Regions from separate parts of the Homo sapiens genome. Here region 1 is linked to region 2. The links are chromatin contacts, found by Hi-C or POLR2A ChIA-PET in ENCODE. All regions are on one chromosome and are shown on one strand. Each heading gives the region's core, a stretch centred on a gene start or an enhancer-like site at or near the end of the contact. The rest is flanking DNA. Distances are from core to core; before and after follow the strand shown. Region 1 has its middle 44 kb from the start of FAR2. Region 2 overlaps FAR2 (fatty acyl-CoA reductase 2).

Region 1 (6,931 bases), core at 3,306-5,805, 110 kb after region 2:
TCAAGGATCTAGAACTAGAAATATCATTTAATCCAGCAATCCCATTACTGGGTATATACCCAAAGGTTTATAAATCATGCCACTACAAAGACACATGCACACGTATGTTTATTGCAGCACTATTCACAATAGCAAAGACTTGGAACCAACCCAAATGTCCATCAATGAGAGACTGAATTAAGGAAATGTGGCACATATATACCATGGAATACTATGCAGCCATAAAAAGGATGAGTTCACGTCCTTTGCAGAGACACCGATGAAGCTGGAAACCATCATTCAAGCAAACTATCACAAGGACAGAAAACCACACATGACATGTTCTCACTCATAGGTGGGAATTGAACAATGAGAACACTTGGACACAGGGCAGGGAACATCACACATGGGGGCCTGTCGTGGGGTGGGGGACAGGGGGAGGGATTGCATGGAGAAGTACCTAATGTAAATGACGAGTTAATGGGTGCAGCAAACCAACATGGCACATGTATACCCATGTAACAAACCTGCATGTTGTGCACATGTACCCTAGAACTTAAAGTGTGTGTGTATATATATATATATATATATGCTTTATATATATATTTAATATATAATATATATTAAATATTAAATATATATAAAGCATATATATACATATTTAAAAAAAAGACAATGGTCAAATGATGGGCAGCACTTTTACAGTGTGTGGGGGCAGGAGCTACAGTGTGTGAGCAGAGCAGTACAAGTGTATCCCAGGGAGCAGCATTCTCAGCTGCTTTCAAGTGGCCTCTGAGTTTGGTTATTTTAGTTTATTTGGTTTCATTGTTTTTGGAAAACGCTTTTTTTAAATTATAAAAATCTAACATGCTCACCAAAAACCTTAGAAAATACAATGCATTTTAGCAAAATAAAAATAAAGATTGATCCTACCACCCTGACATAAATTCTATGAATACTTGCTATACATCCATCTCAACATCTGTTTGTTTCTTAGTTTAGCATTGCTTTCAGGGTACAGGCTGTGTCCTCACTCCTTCGCCATAACGGCTTGCTCCTGATTCTTCTCTGCCTTTCTCTGGCTTGAGACATCACCTTGCATTACAGCCCCCTTCTGTCCTAGGTGCACTGCTGGACTCTGTTTCGGCCAGCTTCCATTAAATAAGGTGCAAAGATGATTTTGATGTACAATTATATTTTGTTGTTATGTGTGAGTGTTATGGCATAAAATAGATACTATTAGAAGAGTTTTATATGTTCAAGTTTTATATAGTTCAGGCAATTTTATCATGCTGAAAATCTTGGAATGACTCCATTGGGGGTACCAGGACTGCTCAGATATGATTTAAATAATCCCTTCTGTTCTCCTCTTTATTCTGCCTCCAAGGTAAAGCCTGTTCTTAGCCTGTGTGAATTTAGATCCCACTCTTACACTTTCCATGTCTCCATCCTTCCTTCTACTTGTCATCCGCAGGTTCTGTTCTTCCTCTATCCTTCAGTTTTTAGTCTATTTCCTTTTTCTCCTTTTTGATAATTTGCTATTCCCCTTCCACGACATCACCACTACACATCTCTGCTCAGCTAACTATTTTCAGTTCTTCTCCCTTTGGCTTGCTTTATGCTTTATCAGCTCTGTGTCCATTCCTCATCCTCCAGTCCCTTTACAGGCCTGCAACTGGCCTAATTGAATCCATGTCACTATGGCTTCAGAATACCATCTTCCTAATACACATCTTCATTTGCAAAGCAACACAAAACAGATTTTTGCTACTACCAAAAGTAAGATTACTCCTCACACACGTGAAAAATTCAACACAGACAACTCTAACCTTCTTACATAATCATCATTTTATGGAGATGAACTTCTTTTCTATACTACTTGTACTTACTTGTACTTCTGTTTGTTATCGTTGCTTGTAAGGTTGTTTTGGTTTCCTACAGCCTAGGCTTTCATGTCATCTGAATTGTGGATGTAAATTGGAGGAAATGTTTCATTTCTAAAAATATCATAGCTTTTGGATACATAGTAATTGCTAACTCTCTCTCTCTTTTTTTTTTTTTAAATGGAATCTCGCTCTGTTGCCCAGGCTGGAGTGCAATGGCATGATCTCAGCTCACTGCAACCTCCAACATCAGGGTTCAGGCAATTCTCCTGCCTCAGCCCCCCGAGTAGTTGGGATTACAGGTGTGCAACACCACGCCCAGCTAATTTTTTATTTTTAGTAGAGACAGAGTTTCACCATGTTGATCAGGCTGGTCTTGAACTCCTGACCTCAGGTGATCTGCCTACCTTGGCCTCCCAAAGTGCTGGGATTACAGGCATGAGCCGCCCCACCAGGCCATAATAGCTAACTCTTAAATGATACTTGCTATGTGCTGCAATATTATAAATGCTTTTCATATATTTGCTCATTTAATTCTCATAACAGTCTTATGAAGGAGGCAATACTACTATCCCCACTTTACAGCTGAAATGATTTTAAAAATTAGCTGGAGAACATTGCATTTAGGAAAAAATAATTCAAAATTGATGGCAGTGGAGAATGGTTGTAGTATCTTAACTTGAAATTATGTTTGTGTATGTGTGTGTGTGTGTGTGAATTTGTGTGTAAATGTGATCAAAACTGCATTTATACACCCATGGTTTTGAAATACTTGATCTCTTGGAAAATGATGTAACAATTTTTCTTATTCCATGAATGAGATATATAGAGGCGTATAATCTAAAAGAGCAGTTCATTTTAAAATCAATATACTCAGAATATACTTAAATACCGGGCTATTAAATTCTTTTTTCCATGGATGTTTCACATCTGGAACTTCCTGTAACAAAATAGAAATGCTTACTAAACAATCTAGCCCTCTTTTGCTTATACATTAGATCTTTGGCATGAGATCAGGGAAGATCTGGGTGTGAGGCTTCAGACTTCAGATCTTGAGGATGGCTGAGATTGTGTGGTCCTATTGCCCTTTCTATTATTTTACACTTTGTGATTTTTCCCCCTCTTGAAGGTTGATTTTTTTTATTTCTTGACAGATAAAGAAGAAGATAAGTAAACACTTCAGTTCTAAGAATTACTTTTATTTAACATAAATCAGGAGTTACTCATGTTAACAAGCTTAGAAGGTTATTTAGCAGGTTCCTTGGCAACAAACCTTTCAATGCATTTTAAAGTAATATCATAAATTCCATACTTGCTTGTTGAATGAATGAATTGAAATTGAAGTCAGGTAGGTTAATGTCAATAGGCATAATTTGGCCTCAACATCTACAAAGAGCTTAAAACAGCAGGGTTTTATTTTAAAAATTGCTTTCCTGTCTTTTAAGTAACCACAACAGTTCTATTATGGGCAGCCTTCTACCTGAGGAAACTGACACACTGAAGCAAGTGACTTAGTGAGACCAAAAAATAAATGAACAGTGTGAGGTCTGCAAAAGGGGAGACAGTGGCATTAGATCACACTTCATTGTAAAAATAATTGGAGGGAGAAATAATTCTGTATCTTACAAGACATGACTGTTTTGTTCTTTACCAGACTACTTCGAATTGAAACAGGAAGCCTGTTGTATTGAGATCTATGTCTTGGCAACTATGAGCAAAGCCATGGGTGTGAAATAAAACATGGGCATTTTCAATTCACATTTTTCTTAAAAAGTCATGATGCAATTGAAGGTTTTTAGTAACACTGATTCACTGCCTCGATCAACATGTTTCCTAACTCCTGGTTCTATTTTGAGACTAGATGGAACATTAATACACTTAACACGATTCTTTTAGGATCTGTCCCACCTACAGCAAACTGTTCAGGAGCTGAAAACACAAAAGAACCTTGGTAATGTCTCAGGAATTGCAGACCTCAAACTAGGCTCAGGTGAGAAGTGGAGCCACTGCGCTTCCCTCTTTCTACTCCTTGGTTTTCTTGGTAGCAAACCAAAAGCACCTAAAGTGATACATGGTAATGGAGAACCATCCAAAGGTAGGGCTAATAACTCGATCATTCTCCTAGCTCTCAGCACTGGCCTTCTTTCTTCATCATCCAAGATCTATACATAGTTAAAAGTGAGTGAGGTCTATCCTGCCTTTGAAGAACCCATAGTCTAGTGGGAGATGCTGACATTAGTATTATTACTGTAATATAGTGTCATAAATAAAATTCTAGGGGATATTCTGCTAGTGCAGAGGGGAAAGCATCAACCAATGAAGTGTAGAGGGCAAGGGAATGTTTGGTAAGAGAAGGATTCTTGGAGACAAATAGGAAATGTTTCCCTGATGGAAAGAGGCTTTGGTGTAGTGTGGGGAAGAACCATGCATGCAGAAAACAATAGCTTGTGTGATTCAGAAACAAGGTAAAAGACTGTGGAGTGTGTGTGAGGAGGCACAAGATGTTCCCTATGGTGACAATGTAAATGTGGGAAGGGGGAACTGAGGGATGTGAAGCAGGGGCCTGCACAGAGAGGCTCTTGGATGCTGTGCTAAGGATCTTAGATCTTATTCTGTAGAACATGGAGAAGCCTCGAAATGTGTGAGGCAGGAAATGACATGAGTAGGTTTCATTTTCGATAAACCGCAGTGGTAGCTGTGCATGGGATAAACTTGAGAGGAACAACCCTGAAAGCAAGAAACCGGTTAGAAATTTGGAGATATTGGTGATAATCACTGAGTTTCAGTTTCAATTTCATAACACTCATAAGAAAATATTGCAATGAGACAGCGTAAGGCATGGGGTTTGAAGCCAGAGGGCCTGGGTTTGAATTTGCCTGTGTTACTCCAGGCAAATCATTAAAGTCCAAGACTCATGTGTAGAGTCTTCCTTCATGTGTAGAATGGGAATAAAAATAAAGCTGTCTTATCAGTTAGTATGAAAATTAACAAGATGATCAATGCAAATTGCATAGCACAGTGCTTGGTATTATATAGCCCTTGATAAATATTAACCACTATCATCACATAATAAACAGCAAAATAAAGAAATGTAGTAAGAAATATCAATGAAATTTCTGAAAAATATAACCACTCATTCCAATCTAATACTGTAAAAAAATGATCGTTTTTATTCCAGCAAGGACTCAGGAAAAAAACCTATCAAAATGAAAACAGCAAAGGGAACTTAGTTGTTTTCTGCAAAAGAAATCCTGCCCTTGTTGACATGTACCCTGGTTTCCAAAATGCAAAGTTGTATAGTTTTCATGACCTTGTGTTAAGTTACACATAGGGAAAATGCAAAGTAGGTATCATTATTTCTGCAGTGTGTTAACTGATGATAAAAAATATTTGATGTAGTCAGTAGCTACAGATCCTATCAGTACTTGAAAGGCTTCACTGCCCAGAGTTGATGAATAAAACCGCAGTTCTTTTTGGCTGGCTTCATAAGATCTCACAGTATCTTTCCTTGACTGGCTGATGACAATGGAATGAAGTACAGGTGTGAGTTTCATTGTATTCAACCTATTTTTAACGTATTTAGTAGTTTTCTTTTTCTATCATTTTGATGTATTTAAATTTTGTAATTTTATTTGTTTGTTTTATATTTAAAAATTGATTTATTTGCAAATGTTTCAAAATATGGGAGTTTAAAACAACATTTAAAAACCCCCTCCACTTTACTACTCTATATTCTTCTACCCAACCTAGTGGTCTGTCCTAACCTTGAAGATGAGACCTGAGCAATTATAGGCTTCTTGATAGAATCAATCCCTTAGTCATTCTAAAGATGACTACGATTACAGGGCAAATTTTACCAGGAAGCACTTCTATTATTATTATGAAGATAACAGTTCTCTTTATCTTTAGCTCATCTGCAGTCTATTTGTAAACTATGCATTTAGCCAAAAGCACATAAAAATTGTTTCAAGGGAAAATACTCATTTTTATAAGCTAGTAGACTAAAACGATTTAAATCCATAGAAGAAGTAGAAAATAACTAGTCAGAAAAGACTTTTTATTTTTTGTGGGGAATTTTTGGATATCACGACAAATATAGTAGAAAACACTATTTTTTTTAATGAAGTGCCAAACACCAAACTATAAAACTCCCAGCAGACAGCAGAAAAACAGGTAGATTAACTACGGTTTGGCCATGAATTCTTAGATACTGCATGAAAAACACAATCCATTAAAGAAGAAATTAGTATACTAGATTTTTTAAATTAAAAACTGCTTTACATAGATAATGTTAAGAGAATAAAGCAAGCCACAGACTGGGGGAAAACCTTTGAAAAATACACATCTAGAAGAACTGGTATTCAAAATATGCAAAGAATTCTTAAAACTCAAAGGTAAGAAAGCAAACAACCCAATTAAAAATAAGCAAAATATCTCAACAGACAATCAAAGAAGATATCAAATGGCAAATGAGAAAATGCTCAGTATCATATGTCAGTAGGGATTTAAATTAAAACAACAACGAGATGCCACTATATAACTATTAGAATGGCAGATATCCAAAATACTGACAACACTAAATTCTGCTAAGGATGTGGAGTAATAGGCACTTTCATTCATTGCTGGTAGAAGTGCAAAATGGTACAGCCACTTTGGAAGACTATTTAGCAGTTTCTTGTAGAACTAAACACACTCTTACCATATGATCCAGCAATATGCTCCTTGGTATTTACCCAAAGGAGTTAAAATCTTATGTCCACACAAAAACCTGCACATGAATGTTTATAGCAGCTTTATTCATAGTTACTAAAACCTGGAAGCAACCAAGATGTCCTTTAACAGGTGAATGAATAAATAAATGGTGGTACATGCAGACTATCAAATATTATTCAGTGATAAAAAAGAATAAGCTTTCAAATCATGACATACATAGAGAAAACTTAAATGCATTTTACTAAGTGAAAGAAGCCAATCTGAAAAAGCAATGTGTTGTATGATTTCAACTATATGATGTTCTGAAAAAGGCAAAACTATGGAGACACTAAAAAGATAAGTGGTTGCCAGGAGCT
Region 2 (7,170 bases), core at 1,048-3,547:
CTTTAAAGTCTTAGAAAGAGGCTAGGAGGAGCTTATCTGTCTTTTTGACTGGGTTATGTAAGAACACCCACAAGATATTCAAGATATTCTTTTTTTCTTTTTGAGACGGAGTATTGCTCCATTGCCCAGGCCGGAGTGCAGTGGCGTGATCTCCGGTCACTACAACCTCCGCTTCCCAGGTTCAAGCAATTCTCCTGTCTCAGCCTCCCAAGTAGTTGGGATTATAGGTGTGAGCCACCGCACCTGGTCCACAAGATATTCTTAAGAAGAAGAATGCAACTCAGCAGAAGCCAGACTAAAAATCAACCCTACAGAGATCAGTTTCATGAAAACCTACATATGGCTAATATATATATATGCACACACACACACATACACACACACACTATAGGCATGAAAGTAGTAAATGACTCTCCCACTTATAAGAATGATATAGTTTTTTTTTTGTTTTTAAGACGGAGTCTCACTCTGTCACACCCAGTACAGTGGCACAATCTTGGCTCACTGCAGCCTCCGCATCCCGGGTTCAAGTGATTCTTCTGCCTCCAGAGTAGCTGGGACTACAGGCCCATGCCACCGCACCCGATTAAGTTTTCTATTTTTAGTAGAGACGGGGTTCCAGCATATTGGCCAGGCTGGTCTCAAACTTCTGACCTCATGATCTGCCCACCTTGGCCTCCCAAAGTGCTGGGATTACAGGCATGAGCCCAGCCAATACAGTTTTACAAGAGTTAAAAAAGAAATCATATTTGGAATGGCCAGCTTAGTCCTCTGCCAACTGGCATCACAATGAATATGTAACAGAAAGCCTAAGTCACTGCGGAATATTCATCTATTCTTATTGCCAGAATCTCTACTGTTTTTATATACATAAATATATTTTTACATACAATAAGGCCAAACCACTAGCAACTGAAGACATGGCTGGCCACTTATGGCATAGCTCTTCCTGACGACATGCACCTCTGGTGTGAGGTGGCACAAAGAACCTGGGCTTGGAAATCAGTCTTGAAATAGACACTTGCAAGGTCCCGACTTTGGATAGTATTTTTGAGTTTCTGTTACCTTGATTAGAGTATCTTAGAGTAAACACTGATAAACTGTCTAGCTTGTGATAATAATTGCTTTTTTTCTAAAACAGAATTAATTTAACTAATTAACTAATAAATATTTAATTAATTTATTTTGAGAGAGGTTCTCACTCTGTCACCCAGGCTGGAGTGCAGTGGCATGATCCTAGCTCTGTAGCATTGACCTCCGGGGCTCAATTGATCTTCCCACTTTCAGCCTCCAAGTAGCTGGGACTACAGGTGCACGCCACCACACCCGGTTGATTATTTTTATTTTTATAGAGACAGAGGTCTCCTTATATTGCCCAGGCTGGTCTTGAACTCCTGGGCTCAAGCAATCTTCCTGCCTCAGCTTCCCAAAGTGCTAGAATTACAGGTCTGGGTCACTGTACCCTGCCTAATAACAATTGTTATGATGCTGATGAGATGAAGTAAGAAAAGCATAAGAAACCATAAGAAATTAAATGAATTGCCAAAGTCACAAAATTAGTGTATGTAAATGAGTATTGTGAGGCAGGGCTGAAATTAAAATCAGCTCATCTGCTTTTTAGTTCACTATTCTTTCTTTTACGCATTCTTTTATTCTTTCTTTTACACACACAGACACACACACACACACACACACACACAGAGCAGACATCCTTCTTTGTAGCAGAAAAGAGTTGACATATTCTTACAAACTAGTGGCAAGGAAGCAAGCCCACAATATTCATTTCTACACAGCCAGCCTAGCAAACCCATCTTCCAGTTTTCCTCCAGCAGAACTGGAATTTCAAGGGCCAGCAGTAACTTCTTCCCAGGGTCAGAGGCAGTGAAATCACCACTCCTACTACTGACCCAACCTGACCTTTGAAAACTATTAAATGCTATCTGTCCTAAAGGAAGACACCACTTTATGAGCTGAACAGGTTCAGTTCTAGAAGACTTGGAGCCCAAGATAGTCCAACCTCAAAATCAATACATTGACGATTGACCTGATGCATCTTATCTAAGGTAAGAAAGAAGATAGTGAGAGAAGACTTTAAGCATAGGAATACACTTGTAAAATCAAAAGCATCTCTAAAGGCAATAACTGCTGAAAACACTGATGCCAGGGGACAGCATTTTGTTACTCATTAAAGTATATGATCTCTCACCTTCCTCTTTAGCTGGAAACATTATATGACCCTTGGACTCTTCCAGTGAAATTCCCCGTGGGTCTTCTTATTGCTTTTCCTGTGTAGTACTTTTTTTTTTTTTTAAGATTAGTTCAGGTCTGAATTACCTCCTGCCTGAATTTCTGCAATAGCCTCTGAGCCTGTCTTCTGACTTGCCTCGTTCTCCCTTTTGAGTAGTCTGTGTGTCTTCATCAGACTAAACCACCTAAAGCAGGTTGGTTTCCTCACATTAGCTTCTATTTTGCCACACCGAGGTTGCATTTTGCCATTGGAACATTCTCCCATGATTTTGCTCATTTTCCCCGCACTACTAAGAAATAAAATCCTACTCATTAGTCCAATTCTAGGTTTCAGATAAACACTCCAGTGCACACAATGATTTCCTTTTCAGAATGTGTCCTGCAGCTGTTGTAAACATCTCTCACTTTAGCATTCATTTACTCTCTAATTAGCTCATATTTTATAATTTTGTCTCCAGAGCTAGACTGGCCAACAGGTGGGCATTTTTTTTTTCTCTCTGGCACTCAGCTCAAGACCAGAGTTTTAATAAACACTTCCTGATACCTGAATAACGCAGAATTACACTTCTTGTGAAGCCAACCACAGTAAACCTTTGAGTAAAATCTGATGATAGAAATATAAATGATGTATAAACAATATAACAATTGTGATCATTACATAGTTGCATGCCACACCTTAAGAAAGGTTACACGGTAAAATTAAGAGGGAACATTTTCTGCCTCTTGGCCTCCTCTTTCAATGGACCAAGTAGTAGGACTGCAGTTCCCACCTCACCACAGTCTGGGCTGCAGACTGCCCTGTCTAGCCTGTGTCTGTTCAGTGATGCTGAGTGGGAGTAGAGGGTAGGAACTGAAACACTCTGTGGAGGTCACCAGCAGTGCCCATGGTCTTTAAACTTCAGTTCAGAGGAAGAAGGGCAGCAGGAGGATTTCCGTTGCTTTTAGAATGTAGTTTTTCTGCAGAGATGCTGCAATCATGCTCAAAGCTCTTGCCCAGCTAGGAAATGCTGAGCTTCTAGTCAGCTGCAAAGCAACACACTTCTTTTAATACTAATACACAAACTGACTTGAAATACTATTTTATATAAGTTTTTAAAACATATTTCATAGGGATGGGGATCTCGGTCTGTTGACTAGGCTGGGCTTGAGCTTCTGGACCCAAGTAATCCTCCTGTCCTGGCCTCCCAAAATGCTGGGACCACAGGTGTGAGCCACCATGCCTGGCCTAAATAAGTCTCACCATATGAATAAGCAAAGACTTACAGTTAATGTGCTGTGTTCAAGTTCCTGCATTAGGACAGTAGTGTGAAATTTATTTTCTTTAAAGGTCTAACAGAATTTTATCTGCAAAGAGTCTTATAAAGTGCCAGCTGTAAGCTGAAATATTTCCTTTTAGTTAGGCAGTCCTCTTCACAAATAATCTATCCCTATGTATCATCTGTCTATCTATCCATCCATCCATCCAGTCTGTTTCAGCCCAATATTAGCCATAATATGATCATAACTTTACCCAGGTCCATTCTTCAAAAAAGGGAAAAAGAGAAAAAAAAATCAGAGAAACGAGAACAAACCATAGTAGCAAGTAAATGGAAACTGTAGTGAAAGCATCCGTAATTCTGGAGGTGATAGTGCCGACTCCCTTTGTCCTTGTAAATGGGATGAGAACCCAGGGTGGCCTGCTTTACCTTGTTGGAGAGACTAAATTTGCTGCCTCTTGGTGACCCCTCCTGGCTACTACTCAGGGGAATTCTACATAGTACTTGTACTTTCTGAATCACATTCCCATAGTATCAGCCAGGATCCTGTATTTGAGAGAATGAGGAACTGGTGAAGTATTAGCATGTGTCTACACTTATTTCCTGTTAAACCGAAGTTTCTAAGCAGGGGGCCAGAGTGGGAAGTGAGGAAATACATGATACGGAGGAAAGCAAATATTTCTCCAGCTGAAAAAGTCAGGCGTTGTGGCTAAATTTACTCCATTGTCCTCAACAGAAGAAAGATTGTCAAATACGTTTCCAAATTCCTTGGCCTGGTATGCAAGACCATTTAAGAGTCAGATGCAACCTGACTTTTCTGCCTTCTCTCTTTTTTTCTCTCACACCAACTTTCTCCTACAACCAAACAAGCTTTGGTTGGCAGACCAAAGCTTGTTTGCTGAAACCTTTATGTCCTTCTTCAGACATTCCCACTCCTCTTCTGTGCCCGGCTGGTGGCATCCTATTTGGCATTTTTTGAAATCTTTCCAGATGGCCCTTATGTCCAGGGTGGGTTGAGAATCACTGACCTATCCGATGCTCACACCAAATCTGACTTCATCCCTGATGCCTGCCCACGCTACTCTGGGATGCCAGGTGTGTCTCTCTCCACCAAGCCCACTGTAGTTACATCAGTCCTTTGGCAAGTAAACATGAACTGCCTTATGTCATTTCATATTATCATCTTCTTTTATTCCTATTTAACACTTAGCCTATTCTTTCCCTTCCTTAAATGTCTGTGTGTCTTAATTCCCCAATTAGAGGCAGAAATTGTGAGAATTGAGTCCCACTGTGCCTTCCATTTAGTTAGGGGTCAATAAATATTTTTGATTGCCTGAAAGGGGCCAGAGGCACTAAAGCAAAGCCAAACCATTATTTTATCCATGACAGCCACAGATGAACTTTGTGGGAAAGTTGTGTGCCCTGTGGTACCATGGGGCAGGGCTCTCAGGGTCTGAGGCCTTGTGCCAGGTTAAATATATGCCAGCATCTGGAACATTTCAGTACATTTTCTCAATCAGTCTTAGCACAGATGAGCCAAGTATTTGTATCAGGTAAACTCTGGCGTCACCTTTGGAATATACTGGCTTAATTGCTCCTGGTACCAAATCTCGAAGGAATGTTGCAACAATCTGAAAAAGTTCAATAGGCAATAGAAGTCACTGTGATCCAATATGCAAAACCTGATGAAAGACAAGCTGCTTGGTTCAATTCTGCACAAGGGTGAGGACTGCTGGATCTTTGGGTGGTCCTCATCCATTCCCTTGGGAAACAAGTCAGACAAATAAGTGGTATAGAACCATTCTCACTGGCTGAATATGCTTCCCAGCAATGACTAGTGAGTATCTGAGAGTAAATGAAAGGGAAACACTATTTAATAAATTGCATCTTTATTATGCTTCTACTCCTGGGAGATAGCTACCATTAAGACATAATTCCTAGCCTCTAGTCAAAGTAGAGGGATTGGTTTTTTTAAAAATCAGCTTTTCATAATGAGCATCTAATCCCCACAATCCAGAAAAATAAAATACAGCTAATTAAAAAAAAAAAGCAAAAACAAGAATAAGTTCCGGACCTCTTTAATATTAAACATCTGCAGCCTCCTTTAACATTCAGCTGTGTGACATAGTTGCTATTTCCTAGAAATGGAGATTTCTGAATCACTGAGACCCTTTCAGACATCAAGGATGCTTCTTGTTTTCCCTCTATGTGAGAACCTTTGAGTTTGGGTAGTACTATTATTTCATCCAGATTTAAAGGACCATGAAGCTTTTTTTCCATTTCATTGGCCTCCTTGTCTTCAGAACCTGTTCTGTAGCCTCTGGTAGCATTTGGCTGCACTATCACCACATACCTACCAAAACAGCAGGAGCTTAAAGTGTGGAATAGATTTTAGTATCCACATGTCATTCATTTTTTTCTTCTCTTTTAACCATTCAACAAACACTATGATGTGGAAATTTTGTGCTTCAGATCAGCAGAACACGTAGGGTAAGAGAACAAATTTTGGTATAACACATCAAGAACACTGGAAATTATCAGACATGTTCTTTGCTGAGACTAGATAAAATAATGCTTTATCCCTGTTTGACAGACCTCTATCCATACCTCTGAAAATCTCTGTAATAATTCAGATCTGGTAAGCGACAAACAAGTACTATTTCCTGGACACAGTAAAATGCATAAACTTGTAGTAACATACCCAGTCACAGCAACAAGGGTGATTTGCATATGGTGGGTTCCACTGTATAAGTCAATGGAGAACCTCAAATTTCTCCATGAAAGCAACAATGTAAAAAGTTTTGTAATTATTTTGATATCATAAATGGACCATCACTAAGATTCCATCAAGAAAAAGATCTTGTAAGAGCACATGGCAGCTGAGCAGGTATAGAGCTTGATATGGTTTGGATCTGTGTCTCCACCAAATCTCATGTTGAATTATAATCTCCATTGTTGGAGGTGGGGCCTGGTGGGAGGTGATGGGATCATGGGAGTGAAGTTCTCATGAATGGGTTAGCACCATCTCCTTGGTGCTGTTCCCGTGATAGTGAATGAGTGAGTTATTCTGAGATCCGGTTGTTTAAAAGTGTGTAGCACCTCCCCGCTTCCACCCATTTCCTCCTGCTCTGGCCATGTAAGATGTGCCTGCTTCCTCTTCCCCTTCCGCCATGATTGTTACCTAAGGCCTTTCTAGAAGCAGAAGCCAATATGCTTCCTGCACATCCTGCAGAACCGTGAGCCAATCAAACCTATTTCCTGTGTAAATTACCCAGTCTCTCGTATTTCTTTATAGCAGTGCAAGATTGGACTAAGATGGAGCCCAATCTCACCCCAGGGCCTTTGCACAGGCCTTCTGTGGAGACCACACCTTACAAAGATAGTTTCTGCTTTACACTTAAAGTCTAAGCTTTAAATGCCTCATCCCCATAGAGGCCCTCTTAAACACCCTATGTAGAGTAAATGAGTCCTCATGTTACTATCTGTCAGATTCATGTTAATTATCTTCCCTATGGCAATTTGGCATTGTTTCATTTTATATGTACCTCTTGATATCACCCCATTAGAATATCATCCCTGTGAAGACAGGGGCCGTGTCTTCACTGTCTCTTCAGGGCCAACATAGTCCTGGTTTAGAGGAGGTACTTGAAAAAAAAATGTGAAAAAA

What was found. A loop is a pair of places that touch in the nucleus more often than their neighbours do. ChIA-PET counts read pairs that join two places held with the same protein, here RNA polymerase II (POLR2A). Pooled maps may share reads with other maps.
Region 1: a pooled map shows a loop between it and region 2 (3-fold over the local background). The contact joins two enhancer-like sites. A Hi-C loop is called at or near these places in 2 of 50 pooled maps. POLR2A ChIA-PET finds 5 or more read pairs at or near these places in 2 of 52 experiments (PC-9 and T-cell).

Annotation. Positions count from the first base shown.
Region 1 is chr12:29,101,320-29,108,250 of GRCh38, reverse strand. No RefSeq gene overlaps it. Among named protein-coding and RNA genes, the nearest start is that of FAR2, 44 kb to the left of the region's middle. Within about 2 kb of position 4,555, at least 5 of the 41 ENCODE cell types and tissues checked have a DNase peak (open chromatin) inside an H3K27ac peak, as active enhancers do.
Region 2 is chr12:29,204,223-29,211,392 of GRCh38, reverse strand. All of the region lies in intron 1 of FAR2 (fatty acyl-CoA reductase 2), which reads right to left. Among named protein-coding and RNA genes, the nearest start is that of FAR2, 59 kb to the right of the region's middle. Within about 2 kb of position 2,297, at least 3 of the 41 ENCODE cell types and tissues checked have a DNase peak (open chromatin) inside an H3K27ac peak, as active enhancers do.